2 separate regions of the Homo sapiens genome follow, and region 1 is linked to region 2. The links are chromatin contacts, found by Hi-C or POLR2A ChIA-PET in ENCODE. All regions are on one chromosome and are shown on one strand. Each heading gives the region's core, a stretch centred on a gene start or an enhancer-like site at or near the end of the contact. The rest is flanking DNA. Distances are from core to core; before and after follow the strand shown. Region 1 overlaps CALD1 (caldesmon 1). Region 2 holds the start of AKR1B15 (aldo-keto reductase family 1 member B15).

What was found. Hi-C counts contacts between places; a loop is a spot of excess contacts on that map. ChIA-PET counts read pairs that join two places held with the same protein, here RNA polymerase II (POLR2A). Pooled maps may share reads with other maps.
Region 1: a loop to region 2 is called in a pooled map, with 2.0 times the contacts of the local background. The contact joins the enhancer-like site here to the promoter of AKR1B15 in region 2. A Hi-C loop is called at or near these places in 1 of 37 single-sample maps with no recorded cell type and 2 of 50 pooled maps. POLR2A ChIA-PET finds 5 or more read pairs at or near these places in 2 of 52 experiments (BJ and GM10248).

Annotation. Positions count from the first base shown.
Region 1 is chr7:134,929,193-134,935,908 of GRCh38, reverse strand. It overlaps CALD1 (caldesmon 1), which reads right to left. Exons shown (of 15, transcript NM_033138.4): 5 at 1,832-2,921; 6 at 144-221. Among named protein-coding and RNA genes, the nearest start is that of AGBL3, 54 kb to the left of the region's middle. Within about 2 kb of position 2,980, at least 10 of the 41 ENCODE cell types and tissues checked have a DNase peak (open chromatin) inside an H3K27ac peak, as active enhancers do.
Region 2 is chr7:134,543,978-134,551,055 of GRCh38, reverse strand. It overlaps AKR1B15 (aldo-keto reductase family 1 member B15), which reads right to left and starts at 1,946. Exons shown (of 12, transcript NM_001080538.3): 1 at 1,807-1,946. LOC105375520 (a long non-coding RNA gene) reads left to right here. Exons shown (of 3, transcript XR_928005.3): 3 at 1-3,699. RefSeq lists an enhancer at 1,876-1,935.

The sequences.
Region 1 (6,716 bases), core at 1,731-4,230, 380 kb before region 2:
TCACTATTCAGTGGACTGTGAGTCATGGCTTGAAATACACTGGATATGAGGTTACAATTTTGAGATCATCAGACCTGAGATATCTTGGAACACTGACTGCTTTTTCTGTTGCTTTACGATCATTACTTTTCAATCATATTTACCTCTTCTTTTTTGAAGGTAGGCTTGTCTTCTTGGAGCTTTTCTCTTTTAGCTTGCACTTTAGTTCCCTTCTCTTCTCCCTTTTTATTTTCAAGAATGGTAAGGTCACACAAGTAAAAGAAGCCCTTTCTAGTTTACAAGAGTGACAGGGTGCTCGGATCGCCTTGCAAGTGCTGCGTGGGATGGCTTCTCTTCTGCCGTCTCAGCGCTCACAGCACAGTGGTTCTAAACAGCAAGGTGGGATATTTTCTTCCCACCCCAACATCTTCTCGTGTGCCTGCCATTGCGCTCACTGAAATCTAGCATGATGTGGCACTCCTCGTGTGTTTACAAACCTCGTGTGTGGTTTGGTGCACTTTGCTCATGGTCTCAATTTTAGCTGTGTTCATGAGCCTCTTGTACAGAAGCAGGAGTTAAAGATACCTTCAGTGCAATGCAGGCTTAGTGACAGAGAATTTGCTCTGGAAAGGTGAATGTGAAAGCATCTCTTTTTTTCTTTTTTTAGGAGTGGTGGTGGTGGTGTGGTGGTGATTAGGTACAGTGCTTTCAATGCAGTCTTGCAGACAGAAAAAAAATCTTTCTCAAAGCTTACAAACATTTCCCCCCTACTATTTCCACCCTTCCTCAGGCCACATGAATTTGTGTCACCCAGATAATAAAGAAGCAGCATGTATGCTCTTAATTACCAGTCAAATATAAATCAATACTACCCTAAATTAATGGCTTTCTGCAAGTCTACATTAAGCTGAGGTCTACATGTTGGCAAATCAGGGTTTTGACTTTTTTTTTTAAGGAAAGTTTCCAACCAGTTCCTTTCCCCCTCTTTATTACCAGTTAATTTCCAGGGGTTTGTTTTTGCCTTTTTGTTGTTGTTGTTGTTTTTGTTGTTGAGATGGAGTCTCTCCCTGTTGCCCAGTGGAGTGCAGTGGCACAATCTCAGCTCATTGCAACCTCTGCCTCCCAGGTTCAAGTGATTCTCCTGCCTCAGCCTCCTGAGTAGCTGGGATTACAGACATGTGCCGGTACACCCAGCTAATTTTGTATTTTTAGTAGAGATGGGGTTTCACCATGTTGGCCAGGATGGTCTCGATCTCCTGACCTTGTGATCCACCCACCTCAGCCTCCCAAAGTGCTGGGATTACAGGTGTGAGCCACTGTACCCAGCCTGTTTTTGCCTTCTTAAGATGAAATGTCTGACCATTATTCTTCATGTCTCTTTCCCACCCCAGCTTTTATCATTTTTTTAATTCAACGTCAAACCCATGAGTGAGGTAAGGAGTTATGGGCCTCTTGCCTCATGCAGACCTATGGATAGAGGAAAGATAATTAAAAGAACGAGTTTAGATGCAAGCACAGAATCAGAAGCCAACACACCACCACCACATTTATCATCTTTGGATTAATTCTTTTTTTGGGTATTCATAACAATCAAGCACAGAGCAATTAATTTCTCTCTGTCTTCTGGACAGCCAAATTTACTGGCTGTCCCAGTAAATTTGGTTGATTGAATATTCAGCCATCAATCAATTGCTGCATGCTTGTGTATCGCTATGGCCTGAAAAAATGAACAGCTTGCCAAATGATCAAGCATGTGAGCTATATGCATGTGGCCTCAGTCCCAAATCAGATGTGCATTACATTTCTCACAAGTCACAGGCATCACACATTTGGTGCAAAATGTTTACTGTACCTGTTTCTTTAGGACAGCTGTCTGAAGTTTATCTTCTTGTGCTTTCTTTTCATTTACCCATTTCCCTTCTATTTTCTGTTCTACCTTTTCCCCTTTTATCTTTGTCTCTTGCATGGCATGTTTTTTCTCTTCTAGCTGCTTGTTACGTTTCTGCTCTTCTACCTTAGCCTTCTCTTCCTCCTCTGCCCTGGCCCTTTGCCTCTCCTCTGCTGCCCTTTTCTCTTCCTCTTTTATCCTCTGCCTCTCCTCTGCTGCCCTTTTCTCTTCCTCCTTTATCCTCTGCCTCTCCTCTGCTGCCCTTTTCTCTTCCTCCTTTATCCTCTGCCTCTCCTCTGCTGCCCTTTTCTCTTCCTCCCTCATCCTTTCCCTCTCTTCTGCCTCTCTCCTTTCTCTTTCTTGGGCAGCTGCTTTTTCTTCTGCTTCAATTCTTGCTCGTTCATCTGCTATCTTTTTGTCTTGCTCGGCTTTAATTCTTTCTCTTTCTTCTGCTTCCAACCTTGCCCTCTCTGCCTCAGCTCTTTCCTTGTCTTCCTCTTCCATCTTTTCATGATGGGAAATCTCATCTGAACCTTGTTCCCTCTCCTCCTCTTGTTTAGGCTCTTCTGAACTGATCTGCCCATTTTTTAATGACATTACCACTGTTTCCTCCTGGCTTTCAGTTGTTTTCTCTTCCACCATCACCTCTACCTGATTTTCTCCAATGCTCCCTCGCTTTGGCTTCTCCTCTTCCTCCTCCTCCTTTTCCTTGTCTTCTTTCTTGTTTTCTTCAGCATCCCTCCAATCATTCTTCTGGTAGGACTTGGTGACTGTTTCTGTTTCCTCTATCTCGTATCTTTCTTGGCGACTTTCACTTTTTTCTTCCTTCTCGGTAGTTTCATTTTCTGCTGTGTCATTTTGCATTCTTCTGCTTGGGAGCGACAGACTTGCATCTGTTATTGTTGGGTCGAACTCCTTCTGCCGCTCCAGAGCCTCCTGAAGGCGTTTTTGGCGTCTTTCCTCACGCCGAGCCAGGCGCTCCAGGAATGCGGCCTCATCATCCCCTTCCACTTGAGTGTTTGTGGTGGTTGTCTTGGCCTCCTCGTCAGGCACACTGTACAACAGAAAGAACAACACCAAAGACAGCTTGCTCATTCATCAGTCAGCAGCATTCATACAGCCTGTGCTACCCAGGACTACAGCAGATGCCAGTAGTGCCAAGCTTGCCCATATCCCCAGTACGTTACCATTTTAGTACACGCCTGCCTGGCTTTCAGCTGACAGCATTTGCAAGCCTTTCTCTGGGGACTGGAGTCTACTCAACATGCCAGAAGTGCTTTCGGTATTAATGTCCCCTGGGAGCAGTTTTCAAACAAAAATTGATAGCCTGAGTGTTTAGATACCTCAGCACCCCTCACTTTTTGAGTGGGATAACTCCGAGGTGTGTATTCCACACTGGATCTCAGAGTTTCCCAGTGGAGTGAAGCTCCAGATACCCACAGTGGTGATGTGCTTGGTCATGCAACGTTTATTTGGTGGCCTTCCCTTTTCTGTCTTACCTTCCCACACCTCCACCAGTGTTTCCTAGCATCACCTTACAAATAAACGACTTGCAGTCAAATCGTTGTTTCTGGACTTGCTTCTTGGGGAATTCAAACTTAAGGATCAAACTGAAATAATAAGTGAATTCCTTCCATGTCATGTAGTATTCTCCCATGTCATCAAGTCATCTAGAATTCCTGATCTGGATTGGAGGCTCCCAAGGTACTTTGAGAGGAAGAAAATGTACATTACAGTGTTGAGATTCCACACTCACGCCAGTGACCCCAATGGAAGAGACATCTAAGTGTCCCTTACAATTCCTGCTCCTCCTTCCATAGTTGGGGGGAGTGATCACCACTCAAGGATTAAATTTGCACCCTCTCCCTTCTTTGCACCTAGGCGGGCCATGTGACCAATAACTGCCAATGAAATGTAAACAGAAGTGTCCAACCAAGGCAATGAACAAACAGAGGTGCACTCCCTGTCTTCTCTATCTCTGTCTGTTGGTAGATCAGGGAGCACCAAGCCCTAGGGATTGAGAGTCACAAGAGAAAAGAAGACAGGTGGCTGGTTCTACCAACTAGACAGAAATATGCATAATGGTAAGTGTTACTGCACTAAACTTAAAATTTGGGGGCACTAATCGTTATAGCAGCCAGCGTTACCCTAACTAATGTATACACAATCTACCTTCTTTGTCAAGATTTCCATGAATAAAGGGTTTCTTGTCCATCTTTTCTACAGTGGAAAAAGGGCAGTTAAATTTGACATTTATTTTAAAAAGGAAAGAAAATCTCCAAAAGTTAAACTGTTGTCCATCACCTCCCTCACTACTGCAGGATGCTGGACACTGTCCAAGCCAGGGTGTTGGTTTCTATTTGCAGGAAACAACCAGTCATGTGATACCAGAACTGTGACCAGAGTTGGAAGAATTTGTCTTGCAATGTTTAGAAACTCCATCAAATTTCATAGTTCAGACCAAACTTGGCCCTTTCAACGTTCAAATTCACTTAATTTTGGAAAAAACACATTTCATATTTAACAATGAAAATGGCAGAGTAAAAACTAGCTTTAAAACTTTCTTGGCCTTTACTTTTGCTTCAGGATATTGCCTCCATGAAATTAGACATATAAGGATTAAATGTCCCTACAAATGCAAAAAATTTATAATTTAAGGGGAAGTCTATAGAGGGGCCATTTGGATCAATTGAATTCTAATAATTTTTAAAAGGCACCAAAATTCCAAAGTGCTAGCCAGATTAAAGTACTCTTATGCTAAGAAACCAACAAACTGTATTGAACATTTCTTTGCCTATTTATAAATCATGACCACAATTATCAGTAGATATCAAATGCCAGTTAGAGTTGTTTAGCCCCAAGAAGACTTATTCTTCTTGTGGCTAACTAATATGTCAGAGATAAATCACACATTCTCAGACCTCAATATGATTTTCTAAAAAAAAAAAGAATTTGATTTCAATTAATAGCATGAAATAATGAATAACAGCCAAATATCCGAAGAGAAGCACAAGGAAAAGCAAGATTTTAAAAGCAAGAAAACTACAGATCACCAGTAATTTTTAAAGCTCCTGTTGACCACTCATTAATAACAAGATTCAGGAAAGGCATCAAAATGCCATTTTTAAAACTCTTTCTATTATTTCTCTCTCAGCTTGAAAATGGAAAAGGCAGTGAATGACTACGTTGCCCTCCCGTGTTAAGAATCTGGTAACAGTGAAAATTTATTGAGTGCTTACTATGTGTAAGACACTGCATTTTACATGTATTGTTACATAGTTTAAGTTTAGCAGCATTTTTTGGAGAAAGGTATAATTTTTATTTCCATTTAACTGAAGAAATACAGTTAGTGAAAGGTCAAATTGGGAGTCAAAGTCAATTAGTGAACCCTAGAAATTATACCTATTTCCCCTTTGCTATACCTACTCCCCAATTAGAAGCTACTTATTGAGGGAAAGGGTAAACAATATTGTGCTACCGGCCAACATTTTCAAGACTGCTTTCTGAAACCTTCTAATACAGCCTCTCAAACTTGGGTTAAGGAGGCCAGGACCCATTCCCTTTAGAATTTTCTAAATAGACTGAATTAAACAAAACAAACTAAAACCAAAACCACATGTGAGATCTTATATAGTGTAACCATTATAATCAGTCCATGGTTTTAAATTAAAATTATTTTCTCCATTTTCCTCCTCAAATATCCTCATCTTTTTTAGACCTTGGGGCACATAAATGACAATATAAATGACATATACTAACCATTAGCATAATGAACCATGTGACCTTATTTCTGCTGCAAAAGCCCTCTTTGAAGAAGTTGAACCTATTAGGCATTCTCAAGTTCCCTGATTTCAACCAGGGCCCGAGTGAGAAAATACGTAATAGCAAACTCATTAAGTGTGTTTGAATAATCACATTAAATTAAGCGGAATTCTGTATCTTGTTGAATATTATAATGATCAGAGACTATTGATTCAGGCTGTATATTAGAAAAAAGAAGACATCTGCAATTCATGCCCACTTTAAAAATTCACGTGTTACCTATTAATGGTAGCCATGGAGGACTCTACTAAACTAACATATCTTCAGTTCAAAACAGATAGCAACACCCTACAGAATAAATGTAAATACTTTTCCTTATTTAAAGATATAACCTACCAGAAAACAGTATAGATTCCTTAAAGAACTAAAAGTAGAACTAACATTTGATCCAGCAGTCCCACTACTGGGTATCTACCCAGGGGAAAAGAAGTCATTATATGCAAAATATACTGGTACACGCATGTTTATAGAAGCACAATTTGCAATTGCAAAAATATGGAAGCAGCTTAAATGCCCATCAACCAAGCAGTGGGTAAAGAAAATGTGGTGTATATATATATATATATATATATACACACACACACACACACACACACACGTATATATACACACACCATGGAATACTATTCAGCCATAAAAAGGAACACAATAATGGAATTCACCGCAACCTGGATGGAGTTGGAGACCATTATTTGAAGTGAAGTAACTCAGGAATGGAAAACCAAATATCAAATGTTCTCACTTACAAGTGGGAGCTAAGCTATGAGGATGCAAAGGTAGAAAAGTGATATAATGGACACTGGGGACTCGGGGAGAAAGGTAGGAGGGTGTGAGGGGGAAAATACTGCGCATTGGGCGTGGTGTGTACTGCTCGGGTGACGAGTGCACCAAAATATCAGAAATCACCATTAAAGAACTTATCTGTGTAACCAAAACCCCACCTGTTCCCCCAAAACTATTGAAATTTAAAGAAAGAATTAAACAGAAAAAATAGACCATACTTATTTTTAAGATATAGCACACCATA
Region 2 (7,078 bases), core at 697-3,196:
AAGGACCTTGGAGGTAGGATCACGAATGGCTACAGAGTTTTATCACGAGTGGAGCCATGAAGGAGAGCTCTGGACTAAATCTAGCCATTGATCAATGTAGGGAAACTGATCGGGGTGACCGGGAGTTCCAACAACGACCCACCACACAGCCTGAACAGCTGTGAAGTGTAGTGACCCGTCTGGGGGCCACCCAGTTCCAAACTTTGGCCATTCTACTTCGCAGAGTGTCCAGAGTTTGCCTTTTTTAAGGCGGACCCCGTAATCATCTGAGAAGCCTAGAGAGAAATTCTGCAACATACACTGGAGAGGACTCCAATCTTTATGGGGCCGGGAAGAAGAGTTTACTATTCTGGAGGCAATTAACAAGGTTTGAACAAAAATATTAAACCCAGCATGGACAAAGATATTCACGGCCTGGGAGGCTATGGTATCAGAAGAACAGAAGTATTATAGCTAGAAGAAGTAGGAAAACAACTATAGCCAATATTTCTTGCCACATAAGGTCTGTCTCCTCAAGCTTCGAGATCTATGGAGAGGATAAGAGGTGGGTCCAAGGGATCCTCAGCCAGTGGGACTTAGGTGACCCCCCCTTCTTGACTTATATCCCAAATAACTTTGGTGTCTCCACGACTCGAAAGCAAAATGTTCAAACTCGGTCCTTTCCTTCACGGGTTTAAGGAGGGAGAACACAGCCAAGTCTTAGAGACGCTGGACTTGCTGCAACACAGGAAAATGAGATGTGCAGGGTAAGGGATGGGGATGAGGAGGAAAGGGGCCACTTGGATTTCCCTAAAGGTTGGAGAGTAGCCAAAAGAGGTAAAATAAGAGTCCAGACAGAGTAGAGCAGTATGGGTGTAGGTTTCTCTGCACAGTGCCTTATTTAAGGGCATGGGAAAAGTTATGGGATGACAGAAAAGGTGAGTAAGGAGGTCAGCAGGGTGGCTATTTTGGATCCACCACTGGTCTAAGGAGAAGGTGGACCAGTCGTTGGGGCGTGGGGTATGGCAATCCAAACGCCAGCAATCTTTATGGTGCCAGAAATCCTAAACGGGTGAATGTCTTCCACACCCTTCCCCATAACAACACCTAATTTGTTTCTGACAGGAAAGGCAGGACTGGGATGGCCAGCCCAACCGACTAATGAGGAATTTGACCTCCTGGGATAGAAAATCTGTACTAAGGACCTTGAAGAAGTCCTTGCCCAGTCATTTTGGGCAGTATCGACGATCCGACATATGAAATTTAGACAGACACTAAACAGGACAATAGGCACTGGGGTATATAAACAAGCATGGCAATTTTTATAGACAGACAAGGGGAGGGGGTCCCGTGATGGGATCAGTCAGATGCCCTCCTGGCTGCTCCCCTTTCGGGGACTTAGGCTCCTCTTGGCATTGGCAGGCTGGTATAAACCCCTGGCTTGGATCGAGCTATGCCTGATGCCGCCCTAAGCCTTATGAGGTCACCACGGAACCACAGGTGAGGGCCTTCTCGAATTCCCTAGCTTTCACCCTGGAGCTACAAACTGGAAATTCAAGCGCAAGCCCTTGAACTCCACATTCACTCACTCACTCACTCACTCAGAGTTTATTACAATTTTTATACCCATTCTAAAACAGAGATCTCCCGGAGACCTGAATGAGAGAGGGAGAAGAGATAGAGAGAGAGAGAGACTAGACTTAACAGAGAATCCTGACAGAAACCAGGACTCTGTCCTCCAGTGTCCTGGAGCATGGACAGAGTCTGAGGGAGGACCTTCGTCAGGGCCGTTTCCCTCCCAGAGAGACAGAGTCAGATCTGACTTACCTTCCCGGGACTAGAGACTGAGGACTCAGGAGTTGAATTTGGCTGGGCGCACCGGCAGTCGATCCGTTCCCCTCCAGAAGACAGTGGCCTGTGGAGCCCTGGAACGTCTTCAGGTGGCCCTGTAAGCCAGCTGTCTGTCTGGGGAAGCCCGGAATGAGTCAGGTCTTCACCCGGTGGCGAATCTCTCTGGGGCTTCCAAATGTCGTAACCGAGCAAGTCATAGAGAGAATGCCACACTCTGAGACTAATTCAGGAGTCCTTTATTGCTGGCGACTGAGAAAGAGCTAGAGCTTGAAATTCTCTCGGTCCGGAAGAAGAGGCTAGAGTTCTTTTTATACCTTGGCCTAAAGAGGGGAGGGGGAGTCTAGCTGAAGCAATTTTTTACAGAAGCAGAACAGGAAAAAATTAAAAGATAAATGGTTACAGAAACAGTTACAGGAAAATAAACAGTTCCAGGTGCAGGGGCTTAAAGTATCCCAAAGTGATAAAAGCAGGGGCTTTGGATACCACCAACCAAGTGTGCTCCCAGGAGCTGCTGGTACAGCTTGCCTCAGTATCTTATCAATAAGCGCATTCTTGGATGTGCTTGGAGTCAGCTTGCACCAGTTATGTCCTTAAGGAGGGGGACAAGGGGCTGCAAGCGAAGAAACCAAGCTAAGACTCTCTCAGCTATTGACTCTCTCGATATTGACTCTCAATTGAGTCTCCCAAGCTATTGACTCTCTCAGCTAAGAAAGAGTCAATCAGGATAAAACAAGATAGGGTATCACAATTTGATCTGCAAGATTATTTCCTGGACTTGTGAAAGGCGAGTCGTTTTGGTGCCCTGGGACATGTACAATAGCTATCTCTTCTGGCAATTGGAGATTGTTGAGGACACGAGCATCAGTTCTCTATGAACTAAATCTTGGCCTCTACTATTGATAAGAGCCCTCTCCATCCAAATTTTCCCAAATGTGTGTGCCTCCCCAGAGGGATACTTAGAGTCAGTATAGATAGATTTTCTTGGTTTTGTAAATGTCCTAAAGCTTGGCTGAGTGCAAACAGTTCACACCCTTGGACAGACCAATTATTAGACCCCCTTCCTGATTTTACTTTTTTAACAGTCTTTCCATTAATCACTGAATACCTATTATGTCTCTTTCTTTTAATCACCTGGGAGGTTCCATCTATGAATAAGTGCCACCCTGTCTTGAAGGGAGTTTTTCCTAAGTCTGGTTGAACTTTCGTATGGTAATTAATTCGATTTAAACACGCGTGCTCTCTCGTTTTACGTTTGGATCCCCCGTTAAAGAGCCTGCTGAATAAAGTGAATTATTAGTACTTAATATTAAATCACCTTTTTCCCAGAAAGATAGCCTCATATTTTAAAATTTTTGAGTTGGTAATCTCCCTCCTTGCGTTTTGATTTAATATAGTTTTAACTTGGTGGGTTGTGGCCTGAAGCGGCTGGGGAGTAACTTGAAACCTCAGCTGAAGGGACAGCACAGGCTGGGGCGTGGCCTGAAACAGCTGGGGAGTAACCTGAAACCACAGCCGGAGGGACCTGAGAGGGGAACCAAAGGGGCAGGATTGGGGGCGCTGAAGGAAGGAAGGTGATTTAGAGGATCCCATGTCTTGGTAGGTATGGGTTGTCTAGGCATGGGAACTCTTTCCTTTTTAGAAAGGTTGGTTTCTGATTTTCTCCCTCCAGAGTCTAAAGGGTAAAGGAGAACTGGTCCCTGCCGCCAGCAGAGGGCGTAATCGATTTTTCCTGGGACACAGGGCTCTTACTGTTAACATATTTGATTAACAGCTGACAAATTCGCTCTTCATTAGACTTAAATTTTGGCCAGAAAAGTGAGGGCTTAAGGATGGGTTCTCGAACTTAAATAAAACAACAATATTCTATCATCTGCTGTTTTTGTTTATACTTGGTTCTCTTATTATTTTTTCAATACTTTAGCATAAGCCCCAAGGGGCTATCAGAAGGAAATTCATCACTCTCTAGACTCTTTAGTTTTCCTGTCTTACTTGAAACGTTCCCCATCTTAGGGATTATGGGGAGGAGGCCCAACCCCTCCTGTGAGATTTCTACCCTCCCCCTTCCTGGAGGCTTACTGAGGCTTTGGGGAAAGGCTCCAACCCAACCTGTTTGGATTTCTACCCTCCCCCTTCCTCTTTGTCTACTCTGTCTGTTCCTGACTCTAGTTGACAGATGGCAGCATGAGGCCATAGAGAAGACTCACTCACTCCACATAACCACCATACTAAGTCCCATTCATACACTGTCAGCCTCCAGCTTATCCCAACCACCTGGGAAATACTTTGTCACCTTCGCCAAGTCTCCTACCTTATTCCATGCACAAGAATTTCCTGGTCCTCTTATTGTTGCGGTCTTGCAAGCTTCTCCTCCCCGCTTTGCTGAGATCCAGACTTATTTGTCACAAAGCGGGGGGGGGGCCCTGATCTCCCTCAACCTAGGGGCACGGTAACTAGACAGTAGGATGCGTCCCCTCCGGGTGGGGTGACCGAAGGCCCCCTTCCCAAAGGAGAAGATTCGAGCCCCAAAGTTGGGCTCCAGAACTGTTAGGAATAACGCTCAAAATCTTAAGGAAATTGAACACTTGAACAAAGGATTCTTAGCAAAGCAATTTTACTTCTGCGCAGAGAGGTGCCTCCTTGTCCAGTCGCCATGAGAGCACACCTGAAAAAGGGGCACGAGAGCCTTTACTCCTGACACAAGTACTGCCCCTGTACCCTTTCTCCATTGGCCAGGGTCAGGTCGTACAATCTAAACTAATCCTGGTTGGCTAAACATTGGATTTTTTTTAGATAAGGTGGGCACGTAAAAAAGGCAGAGAATAAAGGGGAAGGGGTGTCTGTAATGAGCTAAAAAGTTAGTCCTCTTTCCAAATAAGGAAAGGAATGTGAGCAGGTACAGATACCACCTGGTACTGTGGCATGCCTGGGCATGTAACAAAGGAAAAAAGAGAAAAAAGGAGAAAAAGGAAAAAAGGTGGAGGGATTACTATGAATTAAAGAATAAAAGATTGATCAGGTTATCTGAAGAGAAACCTCATCATATCCCACACATCCATCCATCCATCCATCCATCCATCATTCATCCATCCATCCATCCATCCATCCATCCATCATTCATCCATCCCCAATCCATGTATCCTTCCACCCATCCCTCCTTCCATTTGTCTTTCTATCCATCCTTCCTTCTTTCCATGTTTCCAACCATCCATCCATGCCTCCGTCCCTCCACCCATCCATTCGTCCATCCATTGTTCCATCCATTCCATCTATCTATTTATTCACCAGATATTATTGAGGCGGGGAATACAATAATTAACAGAACTCAAAAATCCCTTCTCTCATAGAGCTTACATGCTAGTGGGTAGAAACAGGGTAAGCAAGCAAACAGCAAATATATAAAATACATGACATATTGATAAACAAATGCTATGGAGAAGAAGAAAACACTTAGAAGGGCAAGAAGAAATATCAGAGGAGGTAGGTTAATTTTAAATAGGGTGATGAAGAAAGTCCTCTCTGAAAAGACGATAAATCGGCAAGGAAATTAAAAATACAAGTCAGAGAATTATTCTAATATCTGAGGGCAGAGCATCCCAGGCAGTGAGAATACCAAGGGCAAGAGCCCTGAGGCACAAGTACCTCTCTTGCGTAATTTTTTAGTAACGGTCAAGGTCCTCTTGGTCCTCACCAACTCTCCCTAACTTATCTGGGGGCTGATATTTTTGAACCAACAAAAGTGCTGGAAGGCAACACTGTAAGATTTTAAGGGTGCAAAACTTTCATGAAATGTCTGGGAAAATGCTGACAACAAATGAGGAAAAACAAATGAATTAGGTAGAATTTAAAATTAAATGTAATCAAATTCCACTGCATTGTACATTCAGAATACGTATTTTCTAAAATCGAAAGGCTTGTTAAATGAGAATAATTTCAAGTAAAAGTGTCTCTTTCATTTGGTTTTCCCAGTGGATGTATAAAATAACTAATTGAGCTAAATCTGTTATTTTTTAAATCCTTAATGCCTCTCTAGAATGTAAAAGTTCATTTCCTATTGTGGAAATTTTGAAAATTATGTAAAAGAATAACAAAAATAAACTTGTTGCCAAACAACATAGAAAAAAACCCTCTTAATATTCAAATCTTTCTAGATAGATTTTCTTTTATTTCTAAGTTTTGCTGGTTTGATAGTGTATAAAGCTTATTTTAATTTGCATTTTTATTACTAGTCTGTACAATTTTTCATGTCATTTAATGGTCAATTTTATGTAAAAACTTTCTTTGTGGCATCTGAGATTTTTCTTATTTATATGAATAAACTCTTTTGATTATAAGAAAATTGCCAAATGGTTTTGTCCAAGTTTGTTTATCTCTTATTTTTGTGTGTTTCTTTGCTTGTTTTTGTTTTGAGATGGAGTCTCACTCTGTCACCCAGGCAGGAGTGCAGTGGCGCAATCTCAGCTCGCTGCAACCTCTGCCTCCCAGGTTCAAGCAATTCTCGTGCCTCAGCCTCCTGAGTGGGATTAGAGGCGTGTGCCACCATGCCTAGATAAGTTTTATAGTTTTATTAGAGACCAGGTTTCACCATATTGGCCGGGATGGTCTCAAACTCCTGACCTCAAGTGATCCATCCTCCTCAGCCTCCCAAAGTGCTGGCATTACAGGCGTAAGCCACTGCCACTGGCCTATTTTTGCATAATTATATGTTCGGAGTTTACATTTCTATAGTCATGCACGGTCATTAAAGCAAAAAAAAAAAACTTATTTCCAACAATCTTCACTCTTCAGGGTTCTTTCAAATTTTACTGAAAACTATTTTCTACAGAAGCCTCTCTCATCTGTACATTGTTAAATATAATGTACAGTTAAATCTCACAATAATGCAATAAGTAGGGTCCAAATTTTTTTATATTTAATAGTTCATATAGCAACAGTCTCACTATGTTGCCCAGGCTGGTCTCAAATTCCTGGCCTCAAGCGATCCTCCTACCTTGACCTCCCAAAGTCCTGGCATTAAAGGTGTGAACCACCAGGCCCCGCTGGGTCCAAATTTTTAATCATGTAAAATGCAGAGCTGTTGCAAGGTTGTTGAAATGACTGGAGCAGCCCTGGACAGTCAGGCATTAGGGGGTTTGCCTGGGACATCCAAATCCCTTTAGGTCCCAGTTATAGTTTGGCATCATCTGCCCAGCATTTGCCAGATCTCACTTAAATACAACAGGGTAAGTCTAGCCCTCTGGATTACCTGGGC